Regions from separate parts of the Homo sapiens genome. Here region 1 is linked to region 2. A link is a loop called in an ENCODE intact Hi-C map of the cell type or tissue named here. Cell type or tissue: Calu3. All regions are shown on one strand. Links, peaks and the distances in the headings refer to the core of each region. The heading gives the core; the rest is flanking DNA.

What was found. Peaks named below come from ENCODE experiments on the same cell type or tissue, not always from the same donor. Only the 100,000 strongest peaks of a DNase experiment are listed, where the experiment ranks them.
Region 1: a loop joins it to region 2, with 6 times the contacts of the local background. A loop is called at or near these places in 1 of 110 quality-filtered maps.

Annotation. Positions count from the first base shown.
Region 1 is chr12:70,047,060-70,052,376 of GRCh38, forward strand. No RefSeq gene overlaps it. Among named protein-coding and RNA genes, the nearest start is that of LINC02821, 130 kb to the right of the region's middle. In Calu3, for the core only: a CTCF peak has its summit at 3,185; DNase peaks (open chromatin) are centred at 2,722 and 3,042.
Region 2 is chr12:70,118,505-70,123,821 of GRCh38, forward strand. No RefSeq gene overlaps it. Among named protein-coding and RNA genes, the nearest start is that of LINC02821, 59 kb to the right of the region's middle. In Calu3, for the core only: no CTCF peak of the experiment used is centred there; a DNase peak (open chromatin) is centred at 3,297.

The DNA.
Region 1 (5,317 bases), core at 100-5,099, 72 kb before region 2:
GCATTACGGATAAGCTGTGGCTCCTGTTCTCAGGGAGCTCATTGTGTAGTATAGGGAAACAAGAAAGTAACAAATATTTACAATTTGTGATGTTTAATGCTTTAGGGAAAGTAACACAAAGCACTATGGGAAAATATGGAGGATCCCTAACCCAATTTTGGGCAGGTGTGAGGGTGGGGATGGTACAGCAAAGGCTTTCTGGAGAAAATGATGCTTGCGCTGAAAGATAAGTCTGGATTGCCCAGACAGACAATAGAATAATGTTCCAGAAAAGGCAAACAGTGCTTGCAAAAGTTCACAGCAATGTGTTATTGGTGAATTATAAGTAATTTAGGGCCAGGTTCAGGACAGGGAAGGAAGTGAAAAATGAACTGAAAAAATGAGCAGATGTTGAGAGGTTTTGCATCAGGTGAGAATTTGTTCTTTATCATCAGGTCCTTCTGCACTAACCCAGGTTAAAAGGATTGATGACAGACAGTGGAAAGAAGAGGGACTTTTGGAGTCAGACAACTTGAGTTTGAAACTTGGTCTTGCCACTAGTTTGTAATCTCGGTCAAAATTTCTTGGCCTCTCTAAGCCCTAGTTGCTTTAGCAATACAAAAGGTAATAATGTGCTCTAAAGGATTATCATTAGGGTTAAATAATACATGTAGCATCAGCACATTGCATGATGCCATGTTAAATCTCAACTATTATAAAACAAATTGCTGTAATCAAGAATATCCACACAGAGCTTTGAGTCACATACTTAAGTGAACACAAACTAGAATCTTGTTACCAGAGAGACATTTGTCTGCCTGAACCTGTTTGGATCTTTTTGTTTTGTTTATTTGGCACTGTGTTTTTAATGGTGGTGTATATTTCACAATTTGGTGCTATATCACTGCTTAATAAATGAGTTATCTAGAGTGAATTATTATGTCTTCAGACTTAATCATGCTTCATTTCCTTCATGCCATAGAATTTTTGAGCTAAAAGAGGTTACAGAACTAATCTCTGGAAGCTGGAGAAAAAGCACAATGTTGGAATAGAAATATGTGCTAAGAGCAAACAAATTGAGTATCCATCAGGAGGGAAATAGTTAAATAAACTTATATTTCTATGCTACGAAATACTATGCACCAGCTAAAAGGAATGAGATTGCTCGCTGTGTACTGACATAGCTAGAGCTCCAAAACCTATTGTCAAATGAAAAGCAGGCTGCATAAAGATATCTTCAAAATGACATTATTTTCATACAAAAATATACACACTTGTATAAGTAACATTATATTACTTCTATATGTGCTTATATATGCTTTCTAGGTTACATGTATATAAACACATAGAAAAACTTGAAGTATATACACTAAAATTATAAGTGGCTATTTATTGTCACTTGAGAAAGTTTGTTGGGGCAAGGGGGTAGTATTCCAAGGAGACATTAGCCTTTCAGAAACATTTAAATTTTTTACAGATAATATACTCTTGCTGTTTGTGTAATTCAACATTTGTTTTCAAAAAAGAAACATGGAAAGAGCAAGGGCTTTGAGGCTGGCTGAAACTGGCTCAAACCCTGGCCTCAGCAGCTTGTTAACTCTATGACTTTTGGGAAAACATGACCCCTCTGTCTCAGTTCCTTCATCAGCAAGATGAGGATAGAGCACCTGTCTTGCAGGTTTGCTGCAACAACTGAAAGTAAACCTCCTTGTACATTATTAGCATTCTGTGCATTAGTGGTTTCTTTCCCCTGTGCTGAATGCAATGGCTTTTTTCTTCTTTCTTTAAAAAAAATTTTTTTTTTTTTACAAAATAGGAAACCAAATACAAAGTGGCTAAGTCACTTCCACAAAGCCATACAGCAGTTTAATGTGAGAGCAAGGGGTATAATCCATGTGTCCCACATTATAATAAAGTCAGCATTACACTCTATGGGGCTTTGGGTTATGATGTGTATATGGCTGTTTATAGTAGTAGTTCCAAAGCTCAGATTCCAGGTGGCAGGTTTATTTGCTGATTTGTCATGCAGAGTACCAGATTCTGGGCTTGGGCAACTGTTGAACAAAACAAACCAAGAAAGGCCAGGCAAGGTGTGTTGGGTAGACCTCCGAGGTTATATCTGGCATGACTGTTCTTTTGACCTTGCTGTCAAGGAAATCTAGCAGTAGATATCAGGGGCCTCACTACAAGAAAAACATTGGTATCAGGCAATAAACTAGTTAGCACGAAAGGATGTGGGGTCAAAAATGGACATCTGACATTCTTTTTGACCACCTAGAATCTGAACCCTCTTCCTATGTTTGGGTAATTTTTCGACTTTATGAGGCAGAGATTGACACCCACTATATTAGTTGAAAATGACAGCTAATTTTCCAGCTGCCTTTGCAGCTAGGATATAGTCAGATGGCCTAGGCTCTAGCAATCAGAAGTACCTTCCTTATCAGAGTCCACTTTCTTTAGAATGACAGGGATTATTTGCAGGCCTATGGTGAGTACCCACCAAGGGCTTTTATTACTAATTTTAACTGAAGCCCTGAATTTTAATTTTAACTGTATTTTAATTCTAAACTATTTCGTGAATGCAAAACAAAGGGGATTTTGCTTTCTGATGCCATTGCATAGGAGCAAGATGCTCTATCAGACTCTATGCAATGGCACTCTGTGCCATTGTATGCAGTTCAATGATCTTTACCCAGATGAAACCACACCGGAGGAGGTTACAACTCCTGCTCCAGGAAAGAAGGTGTATTTCCTGGGAACCTCTAAGAACTGGTTGAACCTGCTGGTTGACTTTCTTGGAAGAATGAATGACTAAGTGAACATTTTCATATTTCTCCCCTTTTTGTGCTTTGTAATTGCTGCTTGTCCAAAGTGCCTGAAGACTCTGCTTTCTGGACTAGGGCATGAGAACTTACTTCAGTGCCTATGTAGGACTGCAAGCTAAGCTGCTGCATCTTAGCCTTTAATAGGCATCCCAACTACTTGTAACATGCTAGAACTGTGTGGCTCCTTTCTGTCCTGCAGAAAAGAAGGACTCATGTCTGACACCTCTGAGGCCTCAGCCTCACCCATTTCCTGTTTCGATACCACTAACACCATCAGTTCTATATTGGCTCCCAGTGGCTTTACATACGTATATCTCACCCCAAGCTGCACCATACGCCTCTCACCTCCCACCCTAGGGAGGTGTTAGTGCTAAGATATGGAAGCCACAGATGCTGCTTATGGCCTACACATGTGAAACCCTGAAGGGCAGGGAGTTAGTATCCCATGAGGTAAACTTTTGATTTTAAAAAGTCAGCTGGTACATAAGTTCTTCCCCTTTTCTCCCTCTAGATGGACTTTTTTGAGATGCAGTTTATGTGACTTCTTGCTGGACGATCCTGTGATTTTTTTCAGTAAGTCTCAGTAGCTTCACACTTGATCATGTGGTCTCATATTGGCTTCCCCTTTCCTCCTTCTCTCCCGTTGTTTTCTCATACCTGGAAATGCATCTCCTAATAGAGTAGAAGTATTATACCATAAGCTCATTGTCTCAGGCTCTGTTTTCTGGGTAACCCAAGCTAAGGCAATACCACATAATTCTATAAACAAAATTAGGCCAGTTTTGCCATCTTTGGGAGTTTTTCCTCACTTGGGAATCCTTTCTGAGTTTTCACTCAGTTATATCCTAAATGTGTGACTTTGGGAAATTTGCTTAAGCTCTCTGACCCTCACATTCTTCAAGATAACATAATAATGATGCTTGTTTCATGAAAGAAGGGATTAAAAGAAGACTGAAGATCACTTAGTACAGTGCCTGACATGTAACAAATGCTCATTAAATGTTATTATTATTATTATAAAATCAATCATATGTGCAACTTGATGAAGCCCTGGGGGATGAAAAAGGGGGGCTCATTGGCAGACAATTTAAGCAGCTTGGAAACGTATGTTGGCATACCTGTGAGCACATATGATAATATTGCATAATGAATCCTCTAAGTTCCATTCTATTGTCAAAAAAATTTGTTTCAGAAATGGAGCTACAACTTATTCCAGAGTTAGACTTTTGTGGCCATGGTGAACACGATCCTTTTAAATAGAGAGAAGGGCCTGGGTAAGTTTAAACTGAATTAGGTTCTCAGTTCTCCCAGGCTTTGACTTTGTCATCTGTCACTTCCCTCTCAAAGGGCTGGCAAAGCCCAGGGCAGTTCAGGATTCTCTCATCTGAAGTTCTGTCCGTCGATTCTGAGGGGAGTCTGGGGCTGCTGACAGTAGATGGCCTGCCTCTCACATCTCACTATTCTTTGATCTCACAGTTACAATTGTGTTGCTTTTGGTTTTTACTTGCTGATGAAGAGTTTTTTATTATTTTTTATATATATATTTTTTATTATACTTTAAGTTCTAGGGTACATGTGCACAAGGTGCAGGTTTGTTACATATGTATACATGTGCCATGTTGGTGTGCTGCACCCATTAATTCATCATTTACATTAGGTATATCTCCTAATGCTATCCCTCCCCCCTCCCCCCACCCCACAACAGGCCCCGGTGTGTGATGTTCCCCTTCCTGTGCCCAAGTGCTCTCATTGTTCAATTCCCACCTATGAGTGAGAACATGCGGTGTTTGGTTTTTTGTCCTTGTGATAGTTTGCTGAGAATGATGGTTTCCGGCTTCATCCATGTCCCTACAAGTTTCAGTAGCTGATTCGATCAGCTGGAAGAAAGGGTATCAGTGATTGAAGATCAAATGAATGAAATGAAGCGAGAAGAGAAGTTTAGAGAAAAAAGAATAAAAAGAAACTAACAAAGCCTCCAAGAAATATGGGACTATGTGAAAAGACCAAATCTACATCTGATTGGTGTACCAGATGTACACCAGATGTGTACCAACTGGGGAGAATGGAACCAAGTTGGAAAACACTCTGCAGGATATTATCCAGGAGAACTTCCCCAACCTAGAAAGGAAGGCCAACATTCAAATTCAGGAAGCACAGAGAACGCCACAAAGATACTCCTCGAGAAGAGCAACTCCAAGATACATAATTGTCAGATTCACCGAAGTTGAAATGAAGGAGAAAATGTTAAGGGCAGCCAGAGAGAAAGGTCGGGTTACCCACAAAGGGAAGCCCATCAGACTAACAGCTAATCTCTCGGCAGAAACTCTCCAAGCCAGAAGAGAGTGGGGGCCAATATTCAACATTCTTAAAGAAAAGAATTTTCAACCCAGAATTTCATATCTAGCCAAACTAAGCTGATGAAGAGTTTTACGTGAATTTAATTTTCTTCTATCTCTGACTGCCAGAGACTTTGGTGTTTGTATTATTCACAGGGAACTAGATAAACTATAACC
Region 2 (5,317 bases), core at 210-5,209:
GATATCTACAGAATTACTTTATGAGTCCACAAATCTGATAGCATTTGCCCTCACTATCCTTATTCAATCTTCTGGGAATTCCAGCTCGCTTTATAAGAATAAAACTAAATGGACATTTTGTCCTCATCATTTCTATCCTAATGAGAAATGTTCTTGTTATTTTTGCATCCTAATTATTTTAAGTGGTCAAACCCAGAGGCTCAAAAAAAAGGAAAAGAAAAGTAGACTCTGAAGGTAAAGTGGCTTAAATACATGTTTTTGAGTTCTGGATTGAGAAGAAGCACTGGAGTAATGATGGGAATATTCAGAATGAACTCTTTCAAGGTTAAGTACATTTGAGAGAAAAATCATACGGATTCAAACACGTACGAAGCTATATGCCTCAATTTATCTTTTTACTTTCTAGACTACTGGTAAACTAAATGAAGAGACTGTGTTTTATACTGTTGTTTCATTTGGTTACTCTTTGTGTTCAACACATTTCCATTTTAAAAGTTAAAGCAGAGAACCAAATAGAAAAAAAGAACACACATTGAATTCAGGCATAACTTCTACCTTATCAAGTACATATAAATTATAACACAAAGATGCTACAGAATAAGCTTTAGGTGAGGGTTTTTAGACTTAGAGGTATGCATTGATTAAATCTCAAGTCATTCTGTTGATAAAATATCAGAAAGACACAAAGCCTGTAAAGGAAATATTAGTCACTATTTGGCTTTGACCTAAAATAACTGAACCTAGAAAAAAATCAGCTAGCAGATATACAAGCAATACCCTCTAAAGTTCATTCAAAGTCATTTTGCTTCATCAGATTCATCTACATTATGAAACAACAAGGCCTTGGTGTTTTCAGGAATCTGTAGATTGAAAGAAAAAGGGACCCAGATTCTAGGCTGTAGAATCACAATTACGATGCTCTGTTATTGACAAGAATTGTAACCTTATATCTCCAGGCCTCAGTTTTTTAATATGTAAATTGAAGGAATTAAATTAGATTGTACTAAGTATCCTGTGAGCTCTAATGTCCTAGACGTCAATGTTCCTAATGAACATCATAATGTTAAGAGCATCCCACCCACCTGAATACTTAATACTTAAAGCCTTTGGTGAATATTCTCCTTCTCATCAAACACTATACTTTTAAAATGGGTTTCTATTGGCTGGGAATTGAGAGCACAAAACACAGACTTTTGTCTTCTTCATAATTTTGTCTAGGCATGGCCACTGCCTTTTCTTTGTCCTTATATGTTGCAGTAGCATAGTGGCTTTGGAATCAGGTAGACCTGAGCTGAAGTGTCAGCTTTACCAGTAACTAGTTTATGACCATCTTAAGCAAGTCACTTAATATTTTTGAAATGTAGTTTCTTCATCAGTAATGTAAGCATGTGAATAATATCTATTTCATAAGGTTTTGTAAGGATTAAACAAGATGGCACATAAAAAGCCTTTGGATTTGAAGATCAACCTAGTGTGTGTGTGTGTGTGTGTGTGTGTATACACACACACATATATATAAATAAAGACTTTGGTGTACTGCCTGCCACATGGTAAGTGTTCAATTATTATTGACTGTCTCTTCCTATCTTAATGTGTGCTATGGATTTGTGTGGTTGGGAGGGCTTTGGGCTTGCACTTGAAGGTGAGCAGAGATTGGTGCAATAGAGTAGGTTAAAGAGAATGGGTTTGGAAGGGCAAATGTAAAATGCCAAATTTAAGTTTCAAAAAGAAAATTTGTACAACAGTGATTTTAAAGTCTATTTATAAAGCTAAATTAAGCAACACTAAGGGAACTCTTATCTTGTTTTTATTTAGCAAATTGGTGACAAAATGCATGTCTGCAATTAAGAATTTCCAAACTAAGCTCAGTAAATCCCAAATTTGGATTCTTTCATTAAAAACTACCTTCTGCAAATTAAAGAAAATATCCAAAAATGTTACTTAATAGATCTGAGTGGTAAGAGTGTAGGTAACATTTACTTGCTCCTTTATATATACTACATATATTTTCCAAGTTTTTGTTTTCTAAAGTAATAGTATTACTTTATAATAAAAAATTAGTCATTATGGGGAAAAAAGATGTGAATCTTTCATGGATATGTTTTTAGAACTTAGATTCTCCAGTAGCTATTTAGTATTTGCACTTTTTTTTCTGTTAATAATGTATTTATTTAGCCCTCCTCTGTGTCTGCAGCATCAAAGTTGCTGCCTCAAAGACTGTGAAATTCTAAGATGATTTCAATACATCAAACACTCCCACTGGGATACAGTAGAAAGATCCAAGTTCAGGGTGAGGAGGGGAAAGCAGTCAAAGAAACCAAGATTTAAAAAAATTTTATATACATTTATTATGCAGATATATACATGTATACAAACATACGCAAATACATACATAAACTTACATACACATACAAATACACACTGCTCCCACATCATCACTTTCTGTTGCTTTTTATACTGGATAAGGTTTGATTATTGCTAATGATACCCAGCTGTGCCAATTCCTTGAGCTCTATACCCATGCTTTTCTTTCTAAGATCTAATTTTTCTTGCCATTTAAATAGTTTTCCAAAATGAGGGCATTCTGACAGACCCTGATCTAGCATATGGTTGGCAAATACCCAATGAGTACAGGATGCTTAGCCAGATAATTCAGATACCACAGATGTGGCCTCTGCCTAAATGACCTTAAATGGGCCCCAGGGCCTAGAGGCTGAAGGCATGCTAAGAGACCAAATTAGAAGTCACAGTTAATGGGAAAGTGCATTAACCCCCAACTTATTCATCTAGGAATAGGCATATGTTCAGAATTATTAGTGGCTTTTAGGGAGGGCTAGCTTTATATATTCATTTCCTTTCAGAGTTAGAGAAGAAATTAGAAACCATGTAGTCCTACCACATCATTTTCACATATGAAAAAATAGAGCCAGAGATGCTAAGTATTTCACAGAGAGCCATCATGCCTCCTAATACCTTGAATCTAATGTGAGTCTTTGGTTGTAAGCAATAGAATCTTCCCTGGCTAACCTAAGCAAAAGTAATCATGTTGGAAGACTATGGGGTGCTCACAGAAGTAAAGCAAAGCCTAGAGTACCAAGATCAGAAAAAACAAAAACCAGTTAGCTTTGTTAGTCTCAGGAATAGGAACTGAAAGAGCCATCATTGAATAAGAGGTGCCAACTGTTGTTTTACCCTTATCTCTGCATCATTACATTAAAGAGTTATGTTAAAGTTGCATCATTACATTAAAGAACCAGGAAGAAACAGTCAGATTGACCTACCTTGAGTCATTCGTCCACACCCTGGCCAGTAGAGGCAGGTACTTTATTCAAGTTTTCTCACCAAGTTTTCACTTAATAGGGGAAGTAATTCCACAAAAGGAAATTGGAATACTATTATACTATTACTCAAAAAGCAAAAATGGATTTTTAAAATGCTGTGTCTACTATAATTATCCAGTGTTCATTTTACCACATCAAACAGTCTTGTTTAGGTAGAGAAAGTCATGTGTTCATAAACACCTTCCTCATATTGCTTACAGATTTATAAATTTCTAAAATTGACAATTTACATATTCTAACTTTGTCCTGTGTCACTTGTTGACAAGCAAATACTCCTGAAGTAGGTAATACATTTATAAATTAGGCGTTTGAGAACTCTGTGTGCAACATGATGGGAAAGGACAGTGAAAGGAGAAGTCAAGGATACCAATGCCAAACATTGTCTTCATGCTTTTCTTTAGTCTTGACCCTGGTGTAAGGCTCATAAAAGTTTGCATTTTTGTTCTACTCCCTTTCAGCTAAATCCTTCTCTTTTGCAGGAATTAATTAAGTACCTGGAGATTAGTTATTTTCAACAAGGGTCCTTAGTCAGGTGAGCTGATATTTCTTCATGAGATTGTGAAAAGAACACAGAAAATACATAGAAAAGGACATAGAAAAATTCAGAGAAAAAGAAAATCCCTACCAATGCCCTTCTTTTCCCTCAGATATCCCCCTTGGAATAGGAGAAATAAAAATTGATTAATATTTTCCAATTTACCAGGAATAAGGCTTGCTTTCCAAAATTTCTGCACAGGGCCAAAAATGCATAGCAATACTAATGTTCAGGACAGAAATTGTGCAGGTGGGGTAGAGCAAGACAGCAAAATAGAAGCCTATATACTATTTGTTCCCTCTGCAGGAACATCAAATTTTAACAACTATCTGCATACAGAAAAGAAGAGTCACAAGAACCAAAAACCAGGTGAGCAATCACAGTACCTGGTTGTAACTTCATCTTGCTGAAAGAGGCATTGAGGAGGGGAAGAGAGACAGTCTTGAATCACGATGCCACCTCTTCCCCAGTATACAGCAGCAGCCATGTAGCACAGGGACAGAATCTGTGCATTTGGAGGAGAGAGAGTGCAGTGACTAGAGGGCTTTACACTGAACTCAGCGCTGTTCTGTCAGCAGAAAATAAAGCCATGTTGGGCTTAGCCAGCACCCCATCCACAGAGGGAGCATTTGGACCAGGGCTAGCCTGAGGGGAATTACCCATCCCGCAGTCAGAGCTTGAGATTCTCGGCAAGCCTTGCCACCGTGGGCCAAAGTGTTCTGAATTCCTAGGTAAACCTGAAAGGCAGTCTAGGACACAAGGACTGCAATTTCTAGGCAAGTCCTCATGCTGGGCTGGGCTCAGAGTCAGTGGACTAGGGTGACATGTGACCTAGGGAAACACCAGCTGGGGGGCTGAAGAAGTATTTATGCCAGTCCCTGCACTCCAATTCCAGCCAGCAGCAACAAAAGTGCTGGCAGCAACAAAAGTGACTCCTTCTTTCTGCTTAAGGAGGGGAGAGTTAAGAGTAAAGAGGACTTTATCTTGCAACTTGGATATCAACTCAGCCACAGGAGCATAGAGCACTGGTCAGAGTCATAACACTCCCCATTCTAGGCCCTGGCTCATGGAAGATATTTCTAGACATATCCTGGGCCAAAAGGAAACCCACCGACTTGAATGGAAGGACACAGTCCTGGCAGGATTTGTCATGTGCTGACTTAAGAGCCCCTGGGCCCTGAATAACCAGCAGCAATAACCAGATAGTACACCATGGGCCTTGGGCTCTGAAACATACTGACTTCAGGTGTCTCCAAGCACATTCCCAGCTGTGGTGGCTATGGTGAAAGATTCCTTCTGCTTGAGAAAAGCACAGGGAAAAGTAAAGGGGTCTTTTTCTTGCACTTCAGGTACCAGCTCAGCCACTGGGGTAGAACAATAAGTAAGCTCTTGGGGTCCCCAAGTCCAGATCTATGCTCTTGAACAGAATTTCTGGACCTGC